3 separate regions of the Homo sapiens genome follow, and regions 1 and 3 are each linked to region 2. A link is a contact called in ENCODE Hi-C or POLR2A ChIA-PET data. All regions are on one chromosome and are shown on one strand. Each heading gives the region's core, a stretch centred on a gene start or an enhancer-like site at or near the end of the contact. The rest is flanking DNA. Distances are from core to core; before and after follow the strand shown. Region 1 overlaps SGK1 (serum/glucocorticoid regulated kinase 1). Region 2 holds the start of LINC01010 (long intergenic non-protein coding RNA 1010). Region 3 overlaps SGK1 (serum/glucocorticoid regulated kinase 1).

Region 1 (2,700 bases), core at 40-2,539, 220 kb after region 2:
ATCTCTTGACCAGACTCCTGCTATCCTGGTCCAAACCATCATCTTTATGAGCGTGGCGGTTGATGTACCAAATTTGCAAACTATGGGCATGTTTGCTGTAGTGAGATAATGTGGCCACATTCCATCTTGACCGGTGTGGTGTGAAGTGGAGGACTGTAGCCCAGGGACAAAGGCATGAGAAACCCATTCGACTGTGTGAGTGAAGCCCACCACCCAGGATCCAAAGGCAGTAGTGGTCCGGTGGGTCAGAGATGGAGCAACTGCTCTCAGGAAGCCCTCAGCCAAGCACAGGAACAAGGGCCCACACGCATTCTGCAGGCCTGCCACACTAGTCTGAGCACAGAATGCTGTGCTTCCTCCTGTTGCTGGAGCTCGTGGACAGCTTTGACCCTCTATGACCATCTGCCTGGTCACCAAATTCCAAAGCCATGAAATGTTTTGGATTCCCCCATCTTCCCTAGTTTTCAGTCATTCTTCAAGTCTTGCAAAGCATTCTTCTAGCTGCCCTCCACACCCATCCCTGCCTTTTCACTTTCAGAGCTCCCATGTGAGTTCGTGCTCTGTCAACTCCCTGTTGTTATAGCAGTCCCCTGATCCCCTCAGCTCCTGTATTCTTCAATTCTGGTCTTTCCTGCAAACTGCCAAGCCTTCTGAATTTCCATGGCATGAAGAACACATTGACATTTAAAGCCTTCCACCATGTGGCTTCCAATGATTTCGCCCATGAGTCTTGCACTCCCATGGAATTGCTCAACCAAGTGTTGCCCAAATGTGCCTTGTTGAGTTTTGTTCCCACACCTTTGTTTGTGCTGTCCCACCCAGAGAGGACACCCTTCTACCGCCTCCTCACCAATCCAAATGGTGCCAGTGTTTTTAAAAGCCTGTTCAGGTTCTACTTCCTCCCTGAAGCCTTGCTCAACAACTTTGCCCATATTATTGCTTCCTTCTTTAAACTCTGACAAAACATTAGCTCTACCGCATACTTCACATTTAGAGGTACATGATATCGGGTTCCAGATCTGTTTTGTTGATGTCTATGTTCTGCTCCTCAATCCAAATACAATGTCTAGGGAGCAATGAGTTAGCAACTAGGGTAGTAGTTTCTTAAAACAAATGCTCAGTAAATACTGTTGAATGTGATAAGCCCATCTAAGACAGTCAATGGAAGAAGACTCTTTTATCTCATAGATACAAAGAACTGAATTCAAAATTACTATTTGCAAGACGGTATTATATCCTATGATACCAGCCAGGGGCCATTTCCTAAAGCCTCACTAAAGCAATTTGAGAAGCAAGCTTTCACTTCCCTAGAGATAAAGTATTTTTGCTACTTTTGGTCATGCAACTTGAGAGATGAGAAAAACAACTTCCCTGCCTAATAGGAAACAAGCATTTTGAGAATTTCTTTTGTATCTTAGGAAGAACTAATGACTTTAGCACAAACTGCTAAAGTGATCCATGGAAAGCCATATGCAAATTATTATAAACCAAAAAGGAATCAGAGACAAACCCATATTTTATATTTTAGTTCTCTATCTTCATCAGAGGTGATTTTAACATTTCAACCTGAGAAAACTGATTTTTTTATAAAAAGAAAAAAAGTTTTAAAAAATTTATGCATACGTGAATATATTTATTTTGTTGAAGAAATGTTCTTTTTTTGTTTTTAGAGATGGAGTCTTGCTCTGTCACCCAGGCTAGAGTGCAGTGGCGCGATCTCAACTCACTGCAACCTCCGCCTCCTGGGTTCAAGCGATTCTCCTGCCTCATCCTCCCAAGTAGCTGGGATTACAGACATGCACCACCACGCCTGGCTAATTTTGTATTTTTAGTAGAGACGTAGTTTCTCCATGTTGGTCAGGCTGGTCTCGAACTCCCAGCCTCAGGTGATCCACCTGCCTCAGCCTCCCAAAGTGCTGGGATTACAGGCGTGAGCCACCACGCCTGGCCTAATTTTTATATTTTTAGTAGAGACGGGGTTTTGCCATTTTGGCCAGGCTGGTCTGGAACTCCTGACCTCAGGTGATCCGCCCACCTCGGCCTCCCACAGTGCTGGGATTACAGGCATGAGCCACCGCGCGCATGTGCTCACTGCCTGGAGTAATATTCTTTAAATAAGGATGAACTAGAATGGAGACAGAGGACCATAACTGCTTTTTTTCCCTACCAATTCCACCACAATTCAACTTTCCATTAACTGGAAACAATTCATGGAATTCAGACTACATCTTATTTCTGACATCAGTAGAACTATTAATAACTTACTCTCGGCCAGGCGCCGTGGCTCATGCCTGTAATCCCAGCACTTTAGGAGGCTGAGGTGAGCAGATCTCTTGAGGTCAGGTGTTCGAGACCAGCCTGGCCAACATGGTGAAACCCTGTCTCTACTAAACATACAAAAATTAGCCAGGCATGGTGGCAGGCGCCTATAATCCCAGCTACTCAGGAGGCTGAGGCACGAGAATTGCTTGAACCCAGGAGGCGGAGGTTGTAGTCAGCCAGCCACTGTACTCCAGCCTGGGCAACAAAGCTCTCTCAAAAAAAAAAAAAGAAAGAAAGAAAGAAAACTTACTCTCATGTTTATTTTCCAGATTCTCTGCAAAACTTCTGGACAACTGACATCTCCCTAAATGTGATATTCTCATACACCCCCATCTTCTGATGTTTAAATTGTAACCTATGACAATACTTCTAGATGTC
Region 2 (2,967 bases), core at 248-2,747:
AGGCCTTAGTTTACTTTTCCCCATTTTTCTCTAACAGTGTTCAACAGTTTCGTATCTGCCAAACCTGAGAAAATTCTTCATAAAATTTCAGAGCTTTTGAGCCTCTTTGAAGTGGCAATATCCACAGGGGACCCGATGTGCTCAGCTAACTTGGTAACCTGACCCTATATCCCTGCATACCCAGACCTCTCTATTCGTTTCTCCCGGGCGAATCCCACCTCAGCCCCCAACTCTGAGTAGCTCAGACTACAAGCACAAGCCACCATGCCTGACTGATTTTTGTATTTTTGCAGAGACAGAGTTTTGCCATTTTGCCCAAGCTGGTCTCAAACTCCTGGGCTCAAGTGATCCAGCCTCAGCCTCCCAAAGTGCTGGGATTACAGGCATGAGCCATTGCACCTGGCCTGTTGGCCAACTCTTAATAGCAATTCTTCTATGCTATAGTGAAATAATTAGAAAAGACTACATCCCTAAATATTTTAGGATGCATTAATCACTGTCTTTAACTAATAAATTAATTGAATGCAAAGAGTCCATTCTAAAATATCGGGGAATTTTATCCTTCAACACAGACTTTCTACAGTAGTTTTCAAACAGATTTTGAAGTCTTACGTTACAAATTAGAAAGTAGAAACACATTTCTAATCTGATATTAAAACATTTACAGAGGAAATAATTGAAAATGTCTTACCAGATCACTGTCAGAATTGGCAGTACTAGGCAGTCCTCCTGATTTTCATTCCAGAATTATAATGATAAGAAGGTAGATATTTTTAAGAGAACTAAACAGTAAGTTAATCAGCTATAGTATTCTCAGTTTTTTCCCTGAAGTTTTTTCTCATTATCTCATTTACTTTGGGGACCAATAACTTGTCCCCTTTTTGCAAACATGGGCAGAAACAATGAGTACTTTTTCATTTTGCCTCTAATGCTAAACAGTAACTCCTTGAGGCTAGAACTACAGATCCGTTCTCTCTCTAATCCCCAGTTCCTACCACAGTGACTGGTAATAACTTTCAGTAATTATGTGCACGATGCACATTTCCTTGTTAACTAAATATTTTACTTATTTCGATTGTAACCTGTAACTTTTATAGAATCCTTGCAAGGTGACCAGAAAGCTCTTTTTTGAGGAGCATAATTCTTGTTTGCGCTATTTTTTTACTCATGTCTTTTCCTAGTGATGATATTGTCTCTCCAGCACTCTCTCTCCTCCCCTCAACCCGTCCTTCTCCATCCCTGTTTCTGTAATCTCTTTATCCTAATTATAAGCTACTTAATATAGAAAGAAAATAATTGTAACAAAGGGAAAAGTTCCTTAAATGCATTACCTTTTTTCTGAAATTTGCAACAATGGCAGGATTCTTAGTAGGGCTAGCAAGCACCACTTACAGTTCTTAGGCAAAAAACCGAAGCCAAAGGACATCATCTGTCATGGAGAAAGACCCAATAGGGGAGAATATTTCCAAAATTCACATCATCAACAGCAGTATGAAATGAGAGTGATGCTAAGAGTCTGACATATACCAGCATGTAAGGGCCAGTCGCACTAGTGGGTGTCAGAGGTTACTTCTTCATTCATAGCTAAAAAGTGGAAGATGATTCATATGTCTTTGCTACTGATGTAAACAAAACACGGTGGGTGGACAGCACCCCCTGAGGGAGATGGAGATGCTGGTGAGTGGGTCGATAAGGAAGTCACTCTGCCAGCCGCCTCCTTCTTCCCAAATGTGCACAAACTCCACCTTGTAAGGTGTCCAAGGACAATGACTTATTCCACAGCAGGTGCAAACACTCAAGATTTCAGTGAGTGTCAACCTCAAATAGCTTAGGTGCTGAATCTAAATTCCACAATCTGTCGACCTGACATCGTCCTCTCTTCAGGTGTTTATATGGCCCTGGAAAAAGAAATAGTTCCATTACATAAAAGGAATTACAAAAATAATGCACCCAAACTCCAGAGAGTACTTACAGTCTTGCATCATTTTGCAATAGTTTCAGTTTCAGATCTGCATAGAATGTTGACCAGGGATAAGGTTTAACAAATCTTAAGTATGAGCATTTTGGGTCTTTTATTTCCTTAATTTCATTGAAAATAGCTGTGTCATTGACACTTTTTAGGCATATCATTATATGTATGCTCAGAGTTCACTTCCAAGAGAGTAAAATATGGCAAAGGATCATTTTAATCCAGTTGTTATCTTTTTATTTATACCCAAATTTTGTATATCTTATATGACAATTGATTTCTACTTTATCTGGTTGTATGATGAGGATGAGTTATTTTTTAAAAACACAACTGTTACTTATAACTTAAACCCAATTTGGGCTTCATAAGAATTGTCCTTCTTTCAGGCTAATATTTATGCTAACAATTGTCACAACCATAATGGAGGAAAAAAATATTTTAAGGACAAGAATGTCACTTGAGAATAAGTGAACACCCCCTGTGACCTGGCATTTCTTGGAAGAAAGGAAGGTGCTGTGACATGCCCCTGTCATTCTGAGGTCCTCTGGAAAGGGCTGTCGTTCACAGTTGCCTGGGCAAGGCTGAGCAGGACGCACGTTTGGTGACTCAAAACATGCCGTTAAGAGTAACTAGGGTGGAACGATGCATAGCCACCATTTCAATTATGTTGGGCTATCAAAACTTTCTTAGGCAAAAGATTAAACATGTTTTTCACCAATTGTAATGGTGCTTATTTCGTTGTGTTTTGTTTTTTAAATGAGCTATTGTTAGTGCCTGTTTCTCAGAAACATAACTTACTGTAAGAATCCACACACAGGCTTAGTCACACAGCCCACCCCTCCTTTGTGCGTTTCAGATGAACAAGGGGCGTGTCTGCAGAGCATTTGCCACTGACTCATTGCACTCCCCACACAGTGAGCGATGAGCAGTAAGTGACCAGGAAGATGACAGAATCCCATCATTGTTTTGGTATTTAGAAACTAGTAAACAGTGAAATC
Region 3 (2,943 bases), core at 23-2,522, 200 kb after region 2:
CACTGTGTCCAGCGTTATTTTATGAAAATAAACCAGTGAAAATTAATTTCAGGCCAGGCACAGTGGCTCATGACTGTAATCTTAGCACGTTGGGAGGCCAGAGTGGGTAGATCACCTGGGCTCAGGAGTTTGAGACCAGCCTGGGCAACATGGTGAAATCCTGTCTCTACCAAAAATGCAAAAAAATTAGCCGGGCATGGTGGCATGTGCCAGCAGTCCTAGCTGTTTGGGAGGCTAAGGTAGGAGGATCGCTTGAGCCCCAGAGGCAGAGGTTGCAGTGAGCTGAGATCGCGCCACTGCATTCCAAACTGGGTGACGGAGTGAGACCCCATCTCAAAAAAAAAAAAAAGAAAAAGAAAAAGAAAATTAATTTCAAAAGTGGAATGTATTCACCCAACAATGTGTTCATTTATAAATAATACAGCAGCAACCTTGGGGATGATTGTTGTGGATGTTTTGATGTTTGGATATAATGTTAGTGGGAGACACAGGAAAATTTAAAATAGCAGTGATGGCTTCTATCTGAATCCCATTAACACTTGCGAGTTCATAGCCTCTTGATTTTTTGAGAAGGGGAGAATTGGAGCTCAACAGGTAGCAAACCATTTCATTCTGCAATTAGTCTGTCTAAAGAAAAAGGCTTTAACATTCAATGCTAGAATAAGGCTATTTTAGACATTTGAATTGCTGGCAAGACACCCCAAATTAGTCATCCCTTAATGGTTGTGTGTGGGTCTGTGTGTGTGTGTGTTTAAAATTCATTATTTACTTATTTATTTTTGAGATAGAGTCTCGGTCTGTCATCCAGGCTGGAGTGCAGTGGGGAGATTGTTGTTCTTTGCAGCCTCAACCTCAAAGACTCAGGTGATCCTCCCATCTCAGCCTCCCAAGTAGCTGGGGCTACAGGCACGTGTCACCATGCCCAGCTAATTTTTGTATTTTTTGTAGAGACGGAGTTTCGCCATCTTGCCCAGGCTGGTCTTGAACTCCTGGGCTCAAGCAATTCGCCCACCTCAGCTTCCCAAAAGTGCTTACAGGCGTGATCTACCAGCCTCCCTTAATGTTTTTTAAAACCACTTATTTAGGGCTATTGGTGAAAACAACAAATGAAGCATAGAGGCAATTACAGGAAGAGAAAGTACCCAATATTATGTAAAATGTGTTAGTACTGAGTCATATGTAAATTTGTGTTTAACTTCCTCACTCTTAAATTCTAGTTCCTGGAATCCCCCTCCTTCATAACTGACTCACAGTCTATTTTGGGACAAACCTGCCAATACTACAATCCCTTTACTGTACATTAAAATATATACAGAAAAGTCAAGAACTAATAGAATCATCAAACAATACCAACTAAGGGACCTCACCCACCTGTGAGGATGGAGCATGTGGCCTCAAAATCAGGGCTGACCTAAACTCTCCATGGTTGGAGTCACGTTTCCTAAGGCTGTGTTTGAAAAAAAAAATTAGTTAATTAGAAATACCTTGTTCACAGTTTAATGCTTGATCTTGTTCCTTATCTAAAATATCTATGGCCAGGTGCGGCGGCTCACACCTATAATCCCAGCACTTTGGGAGACCGAGGAGAGAGGATCACCTGAGGTCAGGAGTTTGAGACCAGCCTGGCCAAAATGGTGAAACCCCTTCTCTACCAAAAATACAAAAAAAATTAGCCAGGCATGGTGGTGCATGCCTGTAGTCCCAGCTACTCGAGAGGCTGAGGCAGGAGAATCACTTGAACCCTGGAGGTGGAGGTTGCAGTGAGCCGAGCTCGTGCCATTGCCCTGCAGCCTGGGCAACAGGAGGGAAACTGTCTCAAAAATAAATAAATAAATAAATAAATAAATAAATAAATAAATAAATAAAAATATCTATTTTTTCCACTTCCTCCTTGTCAAAACTTCTCTAAATTTTTAATAATAAATTTTATTATTTTAAAGTAATCTCATTATTTTTTTCTAAACAGGGTTTGAAGTTACATTTTCATCTTGATTCTAGTTGCTTCCTCCCCCCGCTTTCTTTACTATGTTCCAGTAATTTGATTTCAGAGTTGGCATTAACTCCCTGAATTCAGGAAGATATTCCCCAAGGACCTGAATCTTAGCCCTGGAAGCGATGTGAAAGCTTACATAGCACATCTCTCACCTTCAGTCAGAGCCATACAAAGAAGCTGCTATCTTATTATTCATGGCTTTAGAAAAGACTGCTCAACCTCCACCTGCATCTTATTTTGACATTTAGTTAGCTTTACTGTGTCGAACAAAGCCATTATGCTACACACCAAGCCTGTTTCCCTTGTTTTATACTCAGCGATGATAACCAACCCTGTCTGTATATAAAGCTCTCTATAAATTCATAGACTGTCTTCTTCAATTGTCATTTGGTCTTCTCTTCAAGAAAATTAATTATGTCTTGTTTGCCTCTCCTCATTGGTCTTTTTTTCCAATACTTGACTCATTTTGCCATCCTTGGAGCTGTCTTCTAAATAATTTCCAAGTTTTCCAATTAGTCTTATTTATTTATCTATTTATAAGATGGAGTTTCACTCTTGTTGCCCAGAATGGAGTGCAATGGCGCAATCTCAACTCACTGCAACCTCCACCTCCCAGGTTCAAGCCATTCTCCTGCCTCAGCCTCCTGAGTAGCTGGGATTACAGGCATGCATCACCACACCTGGCTAATTTTGTATTTTTAGTGGAGATGGGGTTTCACCATGTTGGCCAGACTGGTCTCAAACTCTTGACCTCAGGTGATCCACCCGCCCCGGCCTCCCAAATACTGGGATTACAGGCATGAGCCACCACACCCGGCCCTCCAATTAGTCTTTAAACGTGAATTCCAGAAGTTCACATTTCTGAGCACCATTAATTTGAGATCACTTAACAGCTCCTTCACATCATACTCTCATTACACTTACTATTTTTAAGTTGGTCTTTTTGTCTC

Evidence for each region. Hi-C counts contacts between places; a loop is a spot of excess contacts on that map. ChIA-PET counts read pairs that join two places held with the same protein, here RNA polymerase II (POLR2A). Pooled maps may share reads with other maps.
Region 1: a loop to region 2 is called in a pooled map, with 1.9 times the contacts of the local background. The contact joins the enhancer-like site here to the promoter of LINC01010 in region 2. A Hi-C loop is called at or near these places in 2 of 50 pooled maps. POLR2A ChIA-PET finds 5 or more read pairs at or near these places in 5 of 52 experiments (HEK293T, Panc1, RWPE1 and 2 more).
Region 3: a loop to region 2 is called in a map of PC-3, with 10 times the contacts of the local background. The contact joins the enhancer-like site here to the promoter of LINC01010 in region 2. A Hi-C loop is called at or near these places in 5 of 168 maps with a recorded cell type or tissue (CD14-positive monocyte, GM12878, PC-3 and 2 more), 22 of 37 single-sample maps with no recorded cell type and 16 of 50 pooled maps. POLR2A ChIA-PET finds 5 or more read pairs at or near these places in 4 of 52 experiments (activated CD4-positive, alpha-beta memory T cell, activated CD8-positive, alpha-beta memory T cell and activated naive CD4-positive, alpha-beta T cell).

What each region holds. Positions count from the first base shown.
Region 1 is chr6:134,214,985-134,217,684 of GRCh38, reverse strand. All of the region lies in intron 2 of SGK1 (serum/glucocorticoid regulated kinase 1), which reads left to right. Among named protein-coding and RNA genes, the nearest start is that of SGK1, 100 kb to the left of the region's middle. Within about 2 kb of position 1,289, at least 3 of the 41 ENCODE cell types and tissues checked have a DNase peak (open chromatin) inside an H3K27ac peak, as active enhancers do.
Region 2 is chr6:134,436,246-134,439,212 of GRCh38, reverse strand. It overlaps LINC01010 (long intergenic non-protein coding RNA 1010), which reads right to left and starts at 1,497. Exons shown (of 3, transcript NR_038217.1): 1 at 1,332-1,497. All of the region lies in intron 4 of CT69 (cancer/testis associated transcript 69), which reads left to right. RefSeq lists enhancers at 1,451-1,510, 2,668-2,962, 2,112-2,967.
Region 3 is chr6:134,234,465-134,237,407 of GRCh38, reverse strand. All of the region lies in intron 2 of SGK1 (serum/glucocorticoid regulated kinase 1), which reads left to right. Among named protein-coding and RNA genes, the nearest start is that of SGK1, 82 kb to the left of the region's middle. RefSeq lists enhancers at 928-977, 1,118-1,407, 1,448-1,607. Within about 2 kb of position 1,272, at least 8 of the 41 ENCODE cell types and tissues checked have a DNase peak (open chromatin) inside an H3K27ac peak, as active enhancers do; they include CD14-positive monocyte and GM12878, where a contact is called at or near this core.